Linked DNA regions of Homo sapiens: region 2 is linked to region 1. Evidence: read pairs that join two places in POLR2A ChIA-PET (ENCODE). Cell type or tissue: OCI-LY7. All regions are shown on one strand. Each heading gives the region's core, and the rest is flanking DNA. Links, peaks and the distances in the headings are about the cores only. Region 1 overlaps LOC107985211 (a long non-coding RNA gene). Region 2 holds the start of ETV3L (ETS variant transcription factor 3 like).

Evidence for each region. Peaks named below come from ENCODE experiments on the same cell type or tissue, not always from the same donor. Only the 100,000 strongest peaks of a DNase experiment are listed, where the experiment ranks them.
Region 2: POLR2A ChIA-PET joins it to region 1 with 11 read pairs; 4 of 35 experiments call an interaction of 5 or more read pairs at or near these places.

What each region holds. Positions count from the first base shown.
Region 1 is chr1:157,178,062-157,188,126 of GRCh38, reverse strand. It overlaps LOC107985211 (a long non-coding RNA gene), which reads right to left. Exons shown (of 4, transcript XR_007066653.1): 2 at 4,875-5,267; 3 at 2,714-3,007; 4 at 1-1,166. Among named protein-coding and RNA genes, the nearest start is that of ETV3, 45 kb to the right of the region's middle. RefSeq lists an enhancer at 6,135-6,294. In OCI-LY7, for the core only: no CTCF peak of the experiment used is centred there; a DNase peak (open chromatin) is centred at 6,626.
Region 2 is chr1:157,095,252-157,103,251 of GRCh38, reverse strand. It overlaps ETV3L (ETS variant transcription factor 3 like), which reads left to right and starts at 3,444. Exons shown (of 5, transcript NM_001004341.2): 1 at 3,444-3,786; 2 at 3,874-4,111; 3 at 4,357-4,546; 4 at 5,264-5,384. The coding sequence starts at 3,729. In OCI-LY7, for the core only: no CTCF peak of the experiment used is centred there; no DNase peak of the experiment used is centred there.

The sequences.
Region 1 (10,065 bases), core at 2,066-10,065:
AGGAAGGAAATTTCCCGAGCCCTGAGCTGCAGCCTGAGGACTTGCCTGCTGCTGAAGATTGAATCTGGAAGGTAAGGATAAAGCAGTCAAGGCCCCAAGAAGGAACCAGGGCACCTGGGGCTCCAGACATTGGTGGGAATAAAAACAACGACAACAGCAACAGCTTGATGGAGAATGGGAACACAACTGCCCAAACTTCACAAATGTACTTGGGGCTCCGCCATGCCTAAAGCTGAGTGTCAGACATCAACCAATGCTCTCTGACAAGTCAGGCACTGATTTAACTGATTTGCTTTTCCTCCTGAAACTTTGTTGCTTTCCTATAGGAAATCCCGCCCTTGCCCTCATCCTGAGAGATGGCCTTTTCTGGAGCTGCTTTCCCTCCCAGATGTGTATAAAGAATGAATCGCTTTGTTTTACATGAATTTGTTCTCATTTGTTCATGGCAACTGGAAAGGTATATGGTGTCTGCATGGGGTGGAATAGAGTTTGGTCTTTACCCCATGTCACAGTCAGCAGAAAAGATGAGGTGCATCCACAGAGATGGGGATTAATTAGCTAAATGGAATTAAGCTACAAAATTGTCTTAATTGTTTCCTTTGACTTCACAGTGACTGAGCATTGTAAAAGATTCAAATAACATAAAATATTACATTATATATATAAACTAAAAAGAAGCAAACCTTGAGGAATTCCTCACCTCTGAGTGAGCCACTGTTGGTAATCTGTCATGTAGTATAGATTTTATTCTGTGCTTATCTTTCTATCTACCTATCTATACACTTTTACAAAAATTAAATCATACCATGCATTGCTGTTCAGTTTTTTCCAGTAACAAATATCTTGGACATGTTAACTCGATGCTATATCTAGGGTTATTCATATAGCTAAACAATGACATTCTTTCAGGAGAAAGAGAACCCAGATTCTAGTGGGGGAGGGGAGATATCTGGGCCTCGATGGAGAAATGCAACCTGCCTATTCCTGTCTCCTCCCGCTCCTCCTCCTCCTTCTGCTCCTCTTCCTCTTCTTCCTCTTCATCTTTCTTCTTCTTCTTCTTCCCACATTTCTTCCAGAGGTATAGCCCAGCTCCCAGGATCAACAGCACAAATGCAATGACTCCAAGAATATCTCGCGAAGGAGAGCCGTGTCCAGTCTACATGAACCTGTTCTCCCAGACAGAGAGTGAAAAAGGCTAAGGCAGGAAATAACTTGACATAACCATTGCCAAGAGGAGACAGAGGGAGAAAGCAGGTGGAGCAGTGGGAAGGAGCCTGGTGCAGAAGCTGCAGAGGGAGGAGCATGACAAGTCCATTCATTCAACTGGTTAAGAGCTGTTGCTTGGTGCCAGGAATGCTGAGATGCACAAGACGATGTCCACAGCAGCCCAGCACACAGGAGGGAAGACAGAAAATACCAACTGCCAGACAGAGGGATCGCAGCTGCAATAGAGGTTTACACCTTGTACAAGGTCATCAGGGAGGGCCTCCCAGAGGAGGTGCTGGCTAAACTGAGGCTTGAAGCGGGAGTAAGAGTTTCTCAGATATTCAGGGTGGGGCATTCCAGGAAGAAGGAGCACCACACTTAGGAAATTACTGTGTCAAAACACCAGCCCTGGGAGTTGCCAGCACCCCATTGCAGCAGGAGAGGAACAGGGCAGGGAGGAACCATGGCAAGGAGAGTCAGAGGGGGCAGGAGTCTGTGCCCAGAGGGCCTTGTTGTCACGCTAAGTACTGAACACTCCAGGATGGAGGACAGGGGAGGAGGTAACGGGTGGTTTAAAGGGATGCTGACACATCAGAGCTCTCCGGCAGCTCCTGGAGGAAAGGTTAGAGAAGATGTGACTGCACCAGGGTACCAAGTCATTCATTCATCCAATGAACACTGATTGTGAGCAAACTTTGCCAGAAGCTGTACTTGGCACAGGGATTCAAAGGAGAACATGATGGTGGCCTCTGCCTGAGGGCATTGCCATCTACAGAGCAAAGACATAACCCCACCACTACTACTCTGTGTGGGGTGCCATGGACGCTCCCTAAAGGATTGCTGCCTAAGTTCAGGACTGGATACATAACTGAAAAGGCCCTATGCAGAATGAAAATAGGAAGCCCTTGTTCAAACTTATTAACAGAACTTTAAACCAAACATGGGGCCTTTACATGGTCTTCACCCCATGAAGCAGAAGTGAAGGACACAGGACTTGGGATGGCTGATACAGAAAATCCAGCATGTGCAGAAGCCCAGAAGCTTGCAATGGCAGGATACATTCAGAGAACTATAGCAAGCAGTTTGGTGTGAAGAGAGCAGATGAGGCTAGCAACGTGGACAGAGGTGCATCTAAGCTCTGAATCATACGGAGAGTGGCTGGAATCAGGTTCCCACAGATGACACAGACAATGGCACAAGCTGTCCTGCTTTTCTCAAAGCCCACTCTGGATGCCCAGTGGAGGATGGATGGAGTGGGAGAGCTCCCGGAAGGCTGCTGCCTTTACCAATAAGGACATGGTGGGGTTGTGGGGAGGAGGGCATCGGTGGGAGAGATGGTTAAGGGCAGAAGCAAGGTGGATGTGACTCCCACACTGCTGTGTGTGGTGAGCAGGTGGAAGGTGGTGCTAATGCACATGGTGGAGAATAGAGCCCAGAACCATTAAACCCCAGTACTGCCTGAGCTCAGGAAGCCCCTCCTATCTTGCAGGCTACACTCACCACTCACCTTGACACAGGCTTCCCCAAGGTAAGGTTACATCTTTCTGATCTACCTAGTTGCTGACCACACAGGTGAGATTGCTGTTCCGCTGGCTCAGGGGCAGGTCCACAGCCAGGATCCAGGGGTTAGGGGCTGGTCCTCGTGTTTCTCTGTGCTCCAGCTCTCTGAGGAGGTCCTTGCTCTCCCAAGTCACATTCAGGTCCTCTGTGGCTCCTGGAGCCCTACAATCCAGGGTGATGTTACACAAGCCTGGTATGATAGACAGTGACTTGGCCAGGATCTCAGGATGAGGCACAGGCTCTGGGGAAGAAAGAGACAGAAGAAAGACACCTCACATTTGTGGAGAACATTGCACATCACACTTTCTTATCATTTTCTCATTAAAGCCATGGCATGCTCCCTATAGGAAAAGTGGGTGTGGGTGTATTCTACAGATAAAACACAATTTGCTCAAGGCCAAATACTGAGCAAATGACAAGGGAAGCCACTGAGTTCAGCTCCATGTTGGTTTCCTAGATTGAATAGGTCTTAAAACTGTCCCAAAGAAAATAGAAGCTGGACTCAACCCTCCCAGAGCCTTTTTTTTTTTTTAAATTAGGGTCTTTCCAGGAAAGAAAAAGTCTGGGATATAAGGGCTTATTCTGGCCCAGGTTCCTTCACCTGCATCCCCAGCTGAGGCCAAGCTGGGGACCGCACAACCCTTGAGGGACAGGACATCAGGTCAGCTCTGGGAGGCCAGAGAAAGGCCCATGCTCCCAAAAGTGGACGTGTCTATGGAGGATGCAGTGGTCACGAATAGAAACAATGACTCTGAATGTGGTTAGAAAGTGCCACTGGATCTGGGAGCCGTGGCTCACGCCCGTAATCCCAGCACTTTGGGAGGCCATGGCAGGCGGATTGCTTGAGCTTAGGAGTTTGAAACCAGCCTGGACAACATGGTGAAACCCCGTCTCTAGAAAAAATACAAAAATGAGCCAGGTGTGGTGGCGGTCTCCTGGAATCCCAGCTACTTGTGGGGGCAGAGGTGGTATGATCGCTTGAGCCAGAAAGTTGAAGCTGCAGTGAGCTGTATTTATGCCACTGTGCTCCAGCCTTCCAGCCTGGGTGACAAAGTAAGGCCCTGTCTCAAAACCAACAACAACAACAACAAAAGAACATGCTACTGAACCTGTGGTGCAGACAGAAGAGAGGAATATGATTCACAGGCCAGCCTGAGAAATCACATGGGACCTAAAGCTGCAAAAGCCACTCTCTCCATGGCAGGATATTCCCCCATGCAGAGAGGAACTTTAGGGAAAGAAAGAGTTGGCTAAACTAGTTTCCTAAGAAGTGTCGCAGTGTAAACTTTCTCCTACGCCTACGGAGGCTTTGAGAGCCAGATTTGTGGTGGCTCATGTGACTGAGGCTGGCCCTGGGCTGGGGCTGAGTGAGAGGGGAGGACTTCATTCACAGGGATTCCCAACTGTGGTAGGCAGAACAGTGGCCTCCAAAATGTTTAGGACCAATCCTGGTAACCTGGGAATAAGTTAGCTGCAAGGCAAGGGGAATTAAGTTCCCAGATGGAATTAAGGTTGCTAATCAGCTGACCTTAAAATAGGGAGATGATTCTGAATTCCCAAACACTAACATCAGTGTTCTATTAGGAAATACAGGAAGATGGCCATGAGCCATGGGACGCCAGCAGCCACTAGCAGGTGAAAAACGCAAGAAAATGGCTTCTCCCCGGAGCCCTGAGAAAGAACACAGCCCTGCCACCACCTTCATTTTAGCTCATGGATACTTGTGTCACATCTCTAGCCTACAGCACAGTGAGATAATAAGTTTGTGTTGCCTTCAGCCAATAATTTTTGGTAGTTTGTTACATTAGCGATAAAAAACTACTATACAAATTAATGTTAATCGTATATAGGATGATTAATGTTATTGGAAAAATTGCTATTTTCCTGAATTTCCATTTCCTGTCCCAAAACACTGAAGAGATTTTCTTCCTGCTGTGAATCTCAGCTCTGCTCTGTATCTCTGGGGACCTCATGTGCCTTATTTTAGTGGAGAAAATGGAGTCTGAAGACTGGTGTCTGAATGGAACCCTGCATGGGGCCTATGTGACACTCTAGGGACAAAAAAAGCAGGTAAGCCAGAGGATGGGGGAGGGAGGGGTGTCACTCACCATAGACAGTGAGGTAGAAAACCTGGCCAGATAATTGTCCCCCAGTTAAATGGATCATGGCCATGTACTGCCCACTGTCTTCAGGGGCCAGGTTCTCAATCCTCAGAGACAACACGCTAGGCACATGGACCCTCTGCTTGAACTTTTCCTCAAGGCCGACCCAGGTTGGAGAGTCGGCCCCCCTGTGGACTCACAGCACCTGTGTATGATTTGACAGAGTACCCAAAGTCCATACAACCTCCTCCAGCTCGGCGTCTACATCTACTCTGAGCTTCTCAATCACATTCAACAACACAGAACCTCCTCGGATCCCCTTCAGACAAATGTGAGCTCCAGAATCCTTCACTGCAGGGCCATGTGCTCCAGAAGTGTTGGCTGTTGTGCTGCAGACACCTAGGGCATGGAAACAGGAAACATGAGTATTTCCTCAGCAAGAACAAATGAGAGAACCACAGAACTTTCTATTTTAGTAAAATTTATCCAATATACTCCCTTGATTTTAGGAATAAAGCTAGTACAACAAGTCTGAAGCAATTCTGAGAGCAAGTCCTGGTTCTTGTGGAGTGTAATGTCTAAGTATTTTGTACAATTTTGGTATAAAAATGGACACTAAACATCAGTGTTCTGGCCAGATGTGGTGGCTCAGGCCTGTAATCCCCGCACTTTAAGAGGCTGAGGCAGGTGGATCGCCTGAGGTCAGGAGTTCAAGACCAGGCTGGCCAACATGGTAAAACCGAAACCCTGTCTTTACTAAAAATACAAAAATTAGCCAGGCATGGTGGTGTGCGCCTGTGATCCCAGCTACTCAGCAGGCTGAGGCAGGAGAATCGCTTGAACCCAGGAGGCAGAGGTTGCAGTGAGCCAAGATCATGCCACTGTACTCCAGCATGGGCAACAAGCAAGACTCCATCTCAAAAATAATAATAATAATAATAAAGTGTTCTATTTAATCTGAAGCTCAAAGAAACAGCCATTTTTTCCACCTGGATAAATGTGGGCATTCATTAGACTTGCTGGGAGATAACACTCCAGTCTCCTGTATGGCACTTTCCTAACAGATTTTCAGGAATAATTCTGGCCAAAACAGTGTTTGTCTTACTTCTTGCAGCATTGCCTGGAACCAGTGAAATAGAAATTAGTGTTTTCTGCTGAGCAGACAGAAACTGAAAAGGTCTGGCTGAGGATTGTATTAGTGGCTTCTAAATGCCACAGCTGCAGCAGGCCTTCCTGAGTGAGGGCTGACCCCGAAGACCCCTCTCAGGAGCAGAGGCAGAGAAAGCAGAGGGTCACGTGGAGGGGACTGAGAGAGGAGGAGTCCCTTCCTCCCTTGAGGGCTGAGGAAGTGGCCACAGGGACACCCAGGGCCTTCTCTCTGAAGAAGCCTGAAATAGGCTCACTGGCTGTCAGTGCCCGTCAGGCCACAGGATAGGACAGGACAGGATGGGGAGACAGAGCAGAGACCTTGATAGAGCCACAGGAGTCACCAAATCCCAGAACCTCACTGCTGAGAGGGGACTCAAGGATGATCTGTCCAAGCTCCTGCTTTTATTACAGAGTAGGCACTCTCTATGGGGTAGACCTGTCCTGAGTCACACAGGGCAGAGCCACACCTGGAGCCCAATTTCCTCCCCCAGCCCAGGGCCTCCCCTGCAGGACGCTGCCCATGAGCTCTTCCATCCTCACCTGCCCTCCCCGGAGCTCAGCTGCACTGTCGTCTGAGCCCACCAGGCCCTGAGCAGCTGCCGGGGTCTCCACCCCAACTGCCCTCTCCTGAAAAGGGGAAGCAGCTACTTTCAGTGGCTGAGCAGAGCAGGGACTTCTGGCTAGCAGAGGGTTAAACAGGCAGCCTGGACAGACCCCACTTCCTGGACGAGGGAACTGGGAACCAGAAAGAGAGGAGGCTCAGCCCTCAGGCTGCCAGGGAGGATCTGCCCCAGAAGGTGGATGATGAGCATAGCAGGGAGGAAGATGAAGATTCAGAGAGGGAAGGAAGGCAGCAGGAGCTCTCTGATCTACAGAGATGCTAATCCTGAAGAAGAAAAAACAAGCCAGGGAGCAGGTGGTCATTTACAAGGTGGAGTTAAACATTCATTTAAACTGTATAAAATTTTAAATCCTGTCATCAGCATAAAAGATTGTTCATTTTTATCCAGGCATGGTAGTGCACACCTGTAGTCCTAGCTACTTGGGGGGCTGAGGCTGGAGGATCACTTGAGCCCAGGAGGTCGAGGCTGCAGTGAGCCAAGATCACACCATTGCACTCCAGCCTGGGAGACAAAGTAAGACCCTGTCTCAAAAAAGAAAAAAAAAAAAATATATATATATATATATATAGTCCATTTGTCTGACATAGCTCCCATCACCACACTCACAAACCAACAATTCATGTTTGATGCCCAAACTGCGCTTCTTGGTACCATCTCCATTGTCTCATGTCTCTGTCTGGAGCCCCTAATGCAAAGACCCTTTCTCCTCCAACTCCCTGCTGGCAGACACTGGGTGGGCATTCAGTAAATCTTGTTATTGTTATGGTCAGGGGCTCCCCAGAAGTCAAGGACCACCCTCACCTGCAACTGCCTCTGTCTCTGGGAAATTATATGTGAGCTGAGCCACCCTCAGGCTCCCTCCTTCCCTTCCACACTTCCCCATCCAAACACATGTTCAGGAAGGGTGTTAGAGTTTAAGAATGATGAGGACAAATTCCTCATTTCCACTACATCATCACTGCTTCATCCCCATCTTCCTCCCTGGGTCAAGGGTGAACTGGAACAAGGACTATCCAGAAACCAAAGGAAAAATGCATCCAATTATGGAGCTTCGGGATTCTTGCAAGGACGCAGAGCAATTTCACAATGATGTTCCTTCTGCGGACAGCCTCTGACCAAATTCCACAGCAAGAGGTCTTGTCTCATTCAGTACCACACCACTGGGACAACCAATTTCATTCTTTCCCAGTAATTTCCTGAGAGAATCACTTTCTTTGTCTGGACACGGATCTCCTACCCCTAAAATGAGAAATTCTAAGTCCTTTCCTTCTTTCTCTCCCTCCCTTCCTTCCTTCCATTCTTTCTTTATTTTTCTTTGTATCTTCAGAAATCTTCCAACCCCCATGCCTACAAGGAAAACTCTATACAACTGAACATATTTCCAGGTAAATAACATTGTAGAAGTGGAGAACGCCTACATTTTGCTGACTACAGAAGGTTACCTATGTAAAGAGGACGTAGCCCTATTTCTAAGCCCATTGTTTTTTCAAGACATCCTGTTTTACAAATGCTCTCTAATCTGCTCAATTTCATATAATTCCCTGCAAGTTCAAGTATTGGCTGGAATATTAAAACAAAAAAAATTATAACCATAAAACTTCCACAAAAATTCATCTTTACTATGTCTTATTTTGTCATTAATTTTGACCTAATTTCATTGTATATACAAACATATAATCTTAAATAGAGTCATGAATGTGATATACAGCCTAGACTAGGACAGTCTTTCTTTCAGTTTCCTTTTTTGCTTAATTCCCTGTGTTCTCTGCTTTTTCTCCCTCCATTTTTCCTGCCCAAATTCATGCTCTGTTGTAGCCCATGTTAGCAATCTACTGATTCCTTCCACATTGCCAATATAGTCTTAAAAACATGTGACTGTAAAGATGTAAACCCTTAAATTTTGGAAGCTGCTTTTCCTTTTATAAAGTAAGGATTTCATTGTGTTTCATTTCCTGAACTTGCTGCTAGGATTCCATACCTCATACTTCAAAAAAATTTAAAACTCCTTCCAGGAAACTGAACTATTTCTTTTTGTAAGCCTCCATAATATTCCATGGTACAGATACTCCTCAGTTTGGTCAATCATTCATGAATTGATGGGCACCTCCTCTTTTTTCCAGGGTTTTTCCCTACAACAGTGCTGTGATAAACATGGTTTCACCTGCGGCCTCCAGGACCTGAGCAGCATTTCAGGGTGGAGGGAAAGGCAACTCTCAGGGACAATAAAGGGATCCTCCTGTGGTATTCATTTTAGGCAAAGATAAATGCTGGTTAATATTTTAAATGAAAACTATTTGGCCAGGCGCAGTGGCTCACATCTGTAATCTCAGTACTTTGGGAGGCTGAGGCAGGCGGATCACGAGGTCAGGAGATCGAGACCATCCTGGCCAACATGGTGAAACCCCGTCTCTACTGTAGCTGGGTGTGGTGGCGGGCACCTGTAGTCCCAGTTACTCAGGAGGCTAAGGCAGGAGAATCTCTTGAACCCAGGAGGCAGAGGTTACAGTGAGCCAAGATCACACCACTGCACTCTAGCCTGGTGAGAGAGCGAGACTCCATCTCAAAAAAAAAAAAAAAAAAAAAAAAAAAAAGAAAAGAAAACTATTGCAAATTACACAAACAATTTTAAGATAAACCTGAGACCTCCAAGTGTCCTCTCCTTTGTGATGACCTGTGAGCCCCAAGCCCAGGCAGGGGAGTTCATATTCACTCTCCTTTTTCAACGGAGAAGCCCAGGACAGAGGAGCTTCTTCCAGTTCAGACAGCAGGGTTCTAGTTCTGCCCCTCCTCCACAGGACAGCTGCAAAGACCGTCAGAGCACCTCTGAGTTCCTGGCTGGGAATGTATTGTTCCCACCCTCTCTTCCCCAGGAGACAGGTAGTTTGTCTGTCTTCATCCCTCTTTCCAGGCAGGTAGTTTGTCTGTCTCCATCCCTCTTTCCAGGCAGTATCAGGCCACCCTCCTACTGCAGCAGAAGCGGCCCCACCTCCCTGGTAAAGGTTCCCTCAATACCACCAAGACTGCCCTAGTTCAGGGTTCCCAGCCTCCTCACCACCAAAAGGACTTTTTGTTATTTCTATCCTGGGGCTCCAACCAAATATGCTGCATTTGTAAATCATAACAGAGTGGTTTTCTCTTTTTGTGGCCCAAAGACAGCGGAACCTGAACAGCCCACCCAGTGGTCAGACCCAGCTAGCCCAGCCCCACCCAACTGCCCTCCCTTCCCAGGAACCCTGCACTCACTGAGGAGGAGATTGATGAATCCCAGGAGCCCTGAGTCCCAGCAGAGGGACTGGCCCCAGAGCAGGGCCCCATGGCAGGCTGCCTGCTGCTTGTTCAGCTGCAGAAGAAACATAGGAAGAAACGAAGGCAAGAGGGAAGGACAAGTTTGAGCACAGGAGCCCTTCCCCACTTTAAGGGTGGGG
Region 2 (8,000 bases), core at 1-8,000, 83 kb after region 1:
CGAACACTATAAATCTTGACTCAAGGTCTTGCTTTCCCCTCTTTTATTTAAGAGCTGTATGGCCTTAGGGAAGTTATGCAACCCCTCTGCTACCTCCTGTGAGGTTTCAGTATATGTCTATTTCAATCGCTTAAAGTAGTGCAGAGCACACTGAGTGTCTGGTCAGTGGTGGGGTTTATTATTCTCTTCTTGCCAGATCCTAAATCTACCCTAAGGTTTCATTCACATCCTTCAGACCAGAAAACACCATCAGACTCAGCAGGTGCCAGGGGGAGCCATAGGAAATTCTATCAGCTTCCTCCAGAGAACAGTCGTACCTTGGAATCTCTCAAAACTCACCTCTGCACCCTGCCCCATTTCCCAGCCCATTTTCCTAAGGTGAAGCAGAAGAGATCCTAATCAGATTGAGGTTTGACTGAGGAGGAATTTCCAAGTAGACAGGGAAGGAAAGGAGGTTGGAAGAGGAGTGGGGGCATCTGCTTCAGGGGAGGAAAGGGGAGAAGACTCCAGAATGTCAGCTGCCAGTTTAGAGACAGAGGGATGAGTAGGATAACCTATTCATGCAGATTCCAGGTGAGCTTGGATCTACTCACTGCCCTATTCACCTTAATTTCCAGAGACACTCTCAGTTCAGGCCACAATGTGTGCCTCCAAGCTCCCACCCCTAACTGCCTGTCTGTCAGTTTACATCCCTGGCACTGAGCATTCCCTGGGAAACGGAGAGCGAGAGACCAGATGATTTGGTGCCAGGAGTGGGAGGTGCCAGGATTCTTACAACCTGAAGTGTCTAGGGTTCCCTGACTTTCTGATATCCACAGCCTCTTTTTGCTGCATCCCATGGGTTCTATGGGTTCTCACTGCTCAAAGTATGGTCTGCAGACCAGCAGCAGCAGCATCACCTAGGAGCTTGTTAGAAGTGCAGAGTCAGCTGGGCGCGGTGGCTCACGCCTGTAATCCCAGCACTTTGGGAGGCCGAGGCAGGTGGATCACGAGGTCAGGAGATCGAGACCATCCTGGCTAACACAGTGAAACCCCATCTCTACTAAAAATACAAAAAATTAGCCGGGTGTGGTGGCGGGTGCCTGTAGTCCCAGCTACTCGGGATGCTGAGGCAGGAGAATGGCGTGAACCCGGGAGGCGGAGCTTGCAGTGAGCTGAGATTGCACCACTGCACTCCCGCCTGGGCAAAAGAGCAAGACTCTGTCTCAAAAAAAAAAAAAAAAAAAAAAAAGAAGTGCAGAGTCTTGGTTGGGCACGGTGGCTCACGCCTGTAATCCCAGTATTTTGGGAGGCCAAGGCGGGTGGATCACTTAAGGTCAGGAGTTTGAGACCAGCCTGGCCAACATAATGAAACCCCATTCCTACTAAAAATACAAAAATTAGCCAGTCGTGGTGATGGGTGCCTGTAGTCCTAGCTACTTGGGAGGCTGAGGTGGGAGAATTGCCTGTACCTGGAGGTTGCAGTGAGCTGAGATCATGCCACTGCACTGCAGCCTGGGTGACAGAGTGAGACTCTGTCTCAAAAAATAAATAAATAAATAAATAAATAATAGAAGTACAGAGTCTTAGGTCCCCCAAATCCCACTGAATCAGAATCCGTATTTTAAAGAGACCTTCAGATCATTCCTATTCGCATTAGAGTCTGAAAATCACCAACATAGATTTTTTTTTTTTTTAAGTCTTAAGGCAACTCAGTATATGAGAAAGTGCTATGGATTAGGAGTCAGGGGGCAGGGCAGCTAACTCACCACCTGTCTTTGGTCAAGTCATTTTCCCTGTCTGAGCCTCCTCTGGAAAGTGAGGAAGCAACTCCAGACAAATCCTCACATGCCCTCCAGACAAATCCTCACACGCCCTCCAGACCTCACAGCCTAATAAGTTCTCACTGAGACTACTGCACACTAACTCCACCAGAGATGGAGAGCCAGGCCCGGGTCACGTAACCCTGTTCACAGGCAGTCCTAAGCGCCCAGGAACCTCCCAATGCCCTGGCCCACCAGGAGCAGTTCCCATGTGCTGCATCCCCAAGGCAGCCTCTCCCAGTCCCTTTGCATATTGTTTCATCTTCCATTAGTTATAGTGGAAACCAGCCTTTTGCACCATCCAGAAGGCTTTCTGTTCCATCCAGAAGGCTTTAGAGCTTAGATATTTTGTTCTCTTTTCCTATATCAGGCAAGTCTATCTCACTAGGGCTCATTCCATAAACTCCCCACCCTTCTCAGCGGAGAACCACAAGATTCCCGGTTCCTGTCCATGGTTCACCAATTCAACAAATATCTATAAAGCACCTTTGAGTACGATGTCCTGTGCTACGATGGGATCTGGGGAGCCAGCAGAGGAGAACAAGACAGCTAGGGTTGCTGATCTCGGAGCTGACACTCTGAGCGGGATACAGATGTTCAACAAAGAAGACACTATCTATAAGTCCATTACCATTCATTCATTCGATCAGCAATCATTTATTGAACACCTATTTTGCGCCAGGCCCTTGGGACTGGCAAAAAAAAGCCCATAAAAATTCCTGCTCGTCTGGGCACGGTGGCTCACACCTGTAATCCTAGCACTTTGGGAGGCGGAGGCAGGCGGATCACCTGAGGTCAGGAGTTTGAGACCAACCTAGCCAACAGGGCGAAACCCTGTCTCTACTAAAAATACAAAAATACGCTGGGCATGGTGGTGGGCACATGTAATCCCATCTACTCAGGAGGCTGAGGCAGAAGAATCGCTTGAACCTGGGAGGCAGAGGTTGCAGTGGGCCGAGATCTCACCACTATACTCCAGCCTGGGTGACAGAGCGAGACTCCATCTCAAAAAAACAAACAAACAAACAAAAAAACCAAATTCCTGCTCTTCTCAAATGTCAAATTGTTTGAAATACAGTAAAGGCGGCCAGGTGCAGTGGCTCACACTTGTAATCCCAGCACTTTGGGAGGCCGAGGTGGGCGGATCACGAGGTCAGGAGTTCGAGACCAGCCTGGCCAACATGGTGAAACCCCATCTCTACTAAAAATAAAAAATAAAAAAAATTAGCTGGGCGTGATGGCATGCACCTGTAATCCCAGCTACTCGGGAGGCTGAGGCAGGAGAATTGCTTGAATCTAGGAGGCGGAGGTTGCAGTGAGCCGAGATCACCCCATTGCACTCCAGCCTGGGCGACAGGGTGAGACTCTGTCTCAAAAAAAATAAAAAAAGAAAGAAAGAAAGAAAAAAAAGAAATACTGTAAAGGCACAGGTATGTGTATATGCCACCTCCTTCCCACTCAAGATTTAGAATGAGCCCATGATTAATTACATTTCCTTTTGTCTTCTCTTGGGAAAAACTCCAATCCTGTTAAGCCCTAAGAAGAGATCTCATTCTCTGTCTAAATCCCCCAGCAGGGGCAGGATATAGGACCCTTTGCACTTCTCTCCATCTATATAAGTAGCTCAGCCGGAAGCCCTGAGTCCGAGTCAGCCCTGGGCAGCGGGGAGGTCCCCAGAGGGGGCTGGGCCCTGTCTGGGTATGGGGAAGCTTGCTGCCTCTGGTTCCCTTTTCTCCCCTTCACTGGCAACCTCTTGTCCCTTCCCTTTTCTCTCTTTCTTTCCTGACCCTCTCCCTTCCTTCCTTCTTTCCCTCCATTTTTCCTTCCTCTTTCACTGTCCTCCCCTCTGCCTCCTTCCTTCCCTTCCTCTTAAGTGGTGACCATTTCCCCAAGGCCCAGACACAGCCCATCTCGCCGGAGTGGACCATGCACTGCAGCTGCTTGGCTGAGGGCATCCCAGCCAACCCCGGCAACTGGATCTCAGGTGAGCCTCTTGGCCGGGCCTACCCCCTGCTCCAACGGTGGCCTAGGGCAGGGCCTCCAGAGCCCTCACTCTCCCCTCTCCACCCAGGGTTGGCCTTCCCTGATTGGGCCTACAAAGCCGAGTCGTCCCCAGGCTCCCGGCAGATCCAGCTGTGGCACTTCATCCTGGAGCTGCTGCAGAAGGAAGAGTTCCGCCATGTCATCGCCTGGCAGCAGGGAGAGTACGGGGAATTTGTCATCAAGGATCCAGATGAGGTGGCCCGCCTCTGGGGCCGCAGGAAATGCAAACCACAGATGAATTATGACAAGCTGAGCCGGGCCCTCAGGTGAGAGGAGGCGGCTGACATGGCCAAAGAGGGGGGATTTCAAGGAAAAGGGCCGTGGTTTCTGGTACCCCTGCTGACTCCCACCCCTCCAAGGCTTGGGAAGTGTCCTGGCCTGTGGTGAGCAGCCTAGTGGTTCTCGGGGAACAGCTTAGGGTCAGCCCGGCTAGGGAGGAGAATGTGACTGGGTCCCTGACTCTATTCTCTGACTGCTGGGCCAACTCTATTCTCAACTTCGAATTCTCCAGATATTACTACAATAAGAGGATCCTGCATAAGACCAAAGGCAAAAGGTTCACATACAAGTTCAACTTCAGCAAGCTCATCGTAGTCAACTATCCTTTGTGGGAAGTGCGGGCGCCGCCATCCCCCCACTTGCTGCTGGGGGCCCCTGCCCTGTGTCGGCCAGCGCTGGTGCCCGTGGGTGTGCAGAGTGAGGTAAGAGCGGAGGTGGCCCCTGTCTCAGGGCTCCACCAGGTCCTACCCCTCTGCCCAGGAGGCTCCCCACCCTCCTCTTTGCCTCTGGGGCCCATCAGCCTCCAGTTTTCTTCTCCTCCTGCATCCTAGACCCTGAGTGCCCCAGAGGCAGGGGTATTAACAATCCAGGTGGTACAGGACCCACCTGTGAGAAAGGGTGGCTCCTTCTGTCCTAGTCGCCACTCCTTTAGGGGTGGATCAGAGGGAAGGGCCCAGGGCATCTGAGACTGTAGGCAGCCGTGGCAGTGGGCTTTTAACAATGGGTATGAGAGGCCAGGCGTGGTGGCTCACACCTGTAATCCCAGCACTTTGGGAGGACGAGGTGGACGGATCATTTGAGGTCAGGAGTTCGAGACCAGCCTGGACAACGTGGCAAAACCCCATCTCCAATAAAAATATAAAAGTAGCTGGGCATGGTGGCACATGTCTGTAATCCCAGCTACTAGGGAGGCTGAGGCAGGAGAATCGCTTGAACCCAGGAGGCAGAGGTTGCAGTGAGCCAGGATGGCGCCACTGCACTCCAGCCTGGGTGACAGAGCAAGACTCCAACTCAAAAAAAAAAAAATCGGTATGAGAGTATTTCATTGTTTTAGCAACTGGCTAACAGTACCAGATTGTACTGGAGGATACATGCCAAGGAGAGCCCATCACACCTCGCACCTACTTCTCACCCCTCAGCTCCTGCACAGCATGCTATTTGCCCATCAGGCCATGGTGGAGCAGCTGACAGGACAGCAGACCCCCCGAGGGCCACCAGAGACCTCTGGGGATAAGAAGGGGAGCAGCAGCAGCGTCTACCGTGAGTGCTCAAGGCTGGGAGGGCCCAGGGGGATCTTAGCCAGAGGAGGGAGGGCCCTCCTGGCTGAGTACATGGCTGAGGGGGCATGAGACAAGGGATACTATGTAACTCATTCATTCATTCGACCAACATTTATTGAACACCAGCTATTTACTAAGTGCGGGGGTTCAGAGATGAAAGGCTCAAGAGGCTCAGAACCTAGTGGGGAGCAGAGATGGGATTACTGCCAGCGACTGCTGCTGGCATTCAGGTAAGCACTAGGTGCTGTGCATTCAGGCCCAGAGAAGGAACTGGGGCTTCCCAGAGGACACAACACTGGGGCAGGTGAAGGAGGTGGGAAAAGATGCCTAAGCAGAGGGAATAGCATTTATTTATTCTTTTTTTTTTTTTTTTTTTTGAGACGGAGTCTCAGTGTTGCCCAGGCTGGAACACAGTGGCAGGATCTCAGCTCACTGCAGCCTCTGCCTCCCAGGTTCAAGTGATTCTCATGCCTCAGCCTCCTGAGTAGCTGGGACTACAGACATGCACCACCACGCCCAGCTAATTTTTGTATTTTTAGTAAAGACGGGGTTTCACCATGTTGGCCAGGCTGGTCTCAAACTCCTGACCTCAGGTGATCCACCCGCCTCAGCCTCCCAAACTGCTGGGATTACAGGTGTGAGACACCACACCCAGTCAGAAATAGCATTTATAAAGCAAAAAGCTGTGAACAAGTGTAGCAAATCTGGAGAACAGCTGGTAGTTTGCTGTTGGAGAGCAAGTCTTGCGATGCGGTGGGAACAAGCAGGACGGATGAGAGACAGGGCTGGCAAGGCAAACAGGTGTCAGGCCACAGAGGCCGCACAAGCCATGCTAAGGGAGCAGGACTTTCTCCTGTGGGCAGGAGGGACTGGGAGGGAGATCCATGGTCAGACTTTCATTTTATTTTACTTTCTTTTATTATTTTTTGAGATGGCGTTTTGCTCTTGCTGCCCAGGCTGGAGTGCAATGGCACAATCTCGGCTCACTGCAACCTCCGTCTCCTGGGTTCAAGCGATTCTCATGCCTCAGCCTCCCAAGTAACTGGGATTACAGGCATGCGCCACCACCTTGGCTAATTTTGTATTTTTAGTAGAGACCAGGTTTCTCCATGTTGGTCAGGCTGGTCTTGAACTCCTGACCTCAGGTGATCCGCCTGCCTCGGCCTTCCAAAGTGCTGGGATTACAGGCGTGAGCCACCGCGCCCTGCCAGACTTTCATTTTATAAAGATGACTGTGTGTGTGTAGAGTTTGGGTTGGAGGAAGCATAAGACTGGAGTTGGGAGGCTTTTGAAGATAATCTAGGCAGGAGATGATGGGGCGGTAACCAAGACAACGGCCATGGGATGAAGAAGGAGGCTCAGCTGGAGAGAGATTGGGAAGATAGGGTTCATTCACTCATTCACTCACTCATTCATTTCTTCTTTCAACAGATGCTTAATGACCTCCTGTTTAATTTGCCAGGCACTGTCCTAGGGGCTAGGAAGCCAATGTGAGCAACACTGCCTTTATGGGACTTATAGGCAAGGGGGGTGCAGATATTCAACTAATGATCGATAAGTGATTATAACTGTGCTAACTGCTGCAGAGGAGAAGTGCAGGGTGCCGAGGGCATCAGGGAAGACTTCCTTGACAAAGTGACACTTGAGATGACACCCAAAGTATACGTGAGTGTCAGCTTAGCTCAGAGGGAGTAGGGAGAGCATGGCGAGCGAGAGAATAGTGTGTGCAATGGCCCTGGAACAGAGGGCGAGCGAGAGAATAGTGCATGCAATGGCCCTGGAACAGAGAGACTGGGAGAAGGCCAGTGCAGAAACACATGGCCAATGAGTGGGAGAAGAGGTGGAAATGGAGGCAGACATCAGCTCTTACAGAGGCTGTGAGCTGGGAACTGACAGTATCAGATTTTCTGTGAAAAAGATCACAGAGACACTTGGCCAAACCAAGGCTCTTGTGCAGAGGTCAAAGAATTGCCCCTCTACTCCAGCCAATTTCATGGAAGAAGGATCCATGGCCTTCACCCCACCCCTGAGCTGCTGGGGGCCCAAGCTCTGCACCCCTGGGAGTGCAGCTGAGGCCATGGGTGTGGGGTGCTCCAGGGCCTGCTGGGACTCGCTGGGCCTGGTCTGGCAGCCTGGAGCTAAATAGCACCTGAACAGTCCTCCCTGTTTCTCCACCCCCACCCACCCCGTCCCAGCTCTGGGAATGCCTTGGGCAGAGAGCTTCTCTCTTTAGGAAACTATAAGGGAAAGAAAAAAGTGTTCCCTCTCCAGGTGGATAGTGGTAGAAAAAAAAAAAGAAAGAAAGAAAGAAAGAAAAAAGTGTTCCCTCCCAAGCCCCACTTGGAGTGGGCTATTTTGCACCTCCCTCCCCTCTGCAGGCAAACACACATGCCCTGCCTATGCTTTGGCCCTAAGGGATGCTAAGCAGGTATAGGTCACCAGAAGATTGGAAGCAGCCACATGCCCCACTTCTAGATTGAGATTCCAGAAGCCTGTGCCAGCCCCTCACCTCCACCCCTCACTCAGAGCATTTGGTGCCAAGAAAGGAAGCTGCTTCCGGGAGTGCCAGGTCTATTGAGCCGGAGGCAGGGAGCTG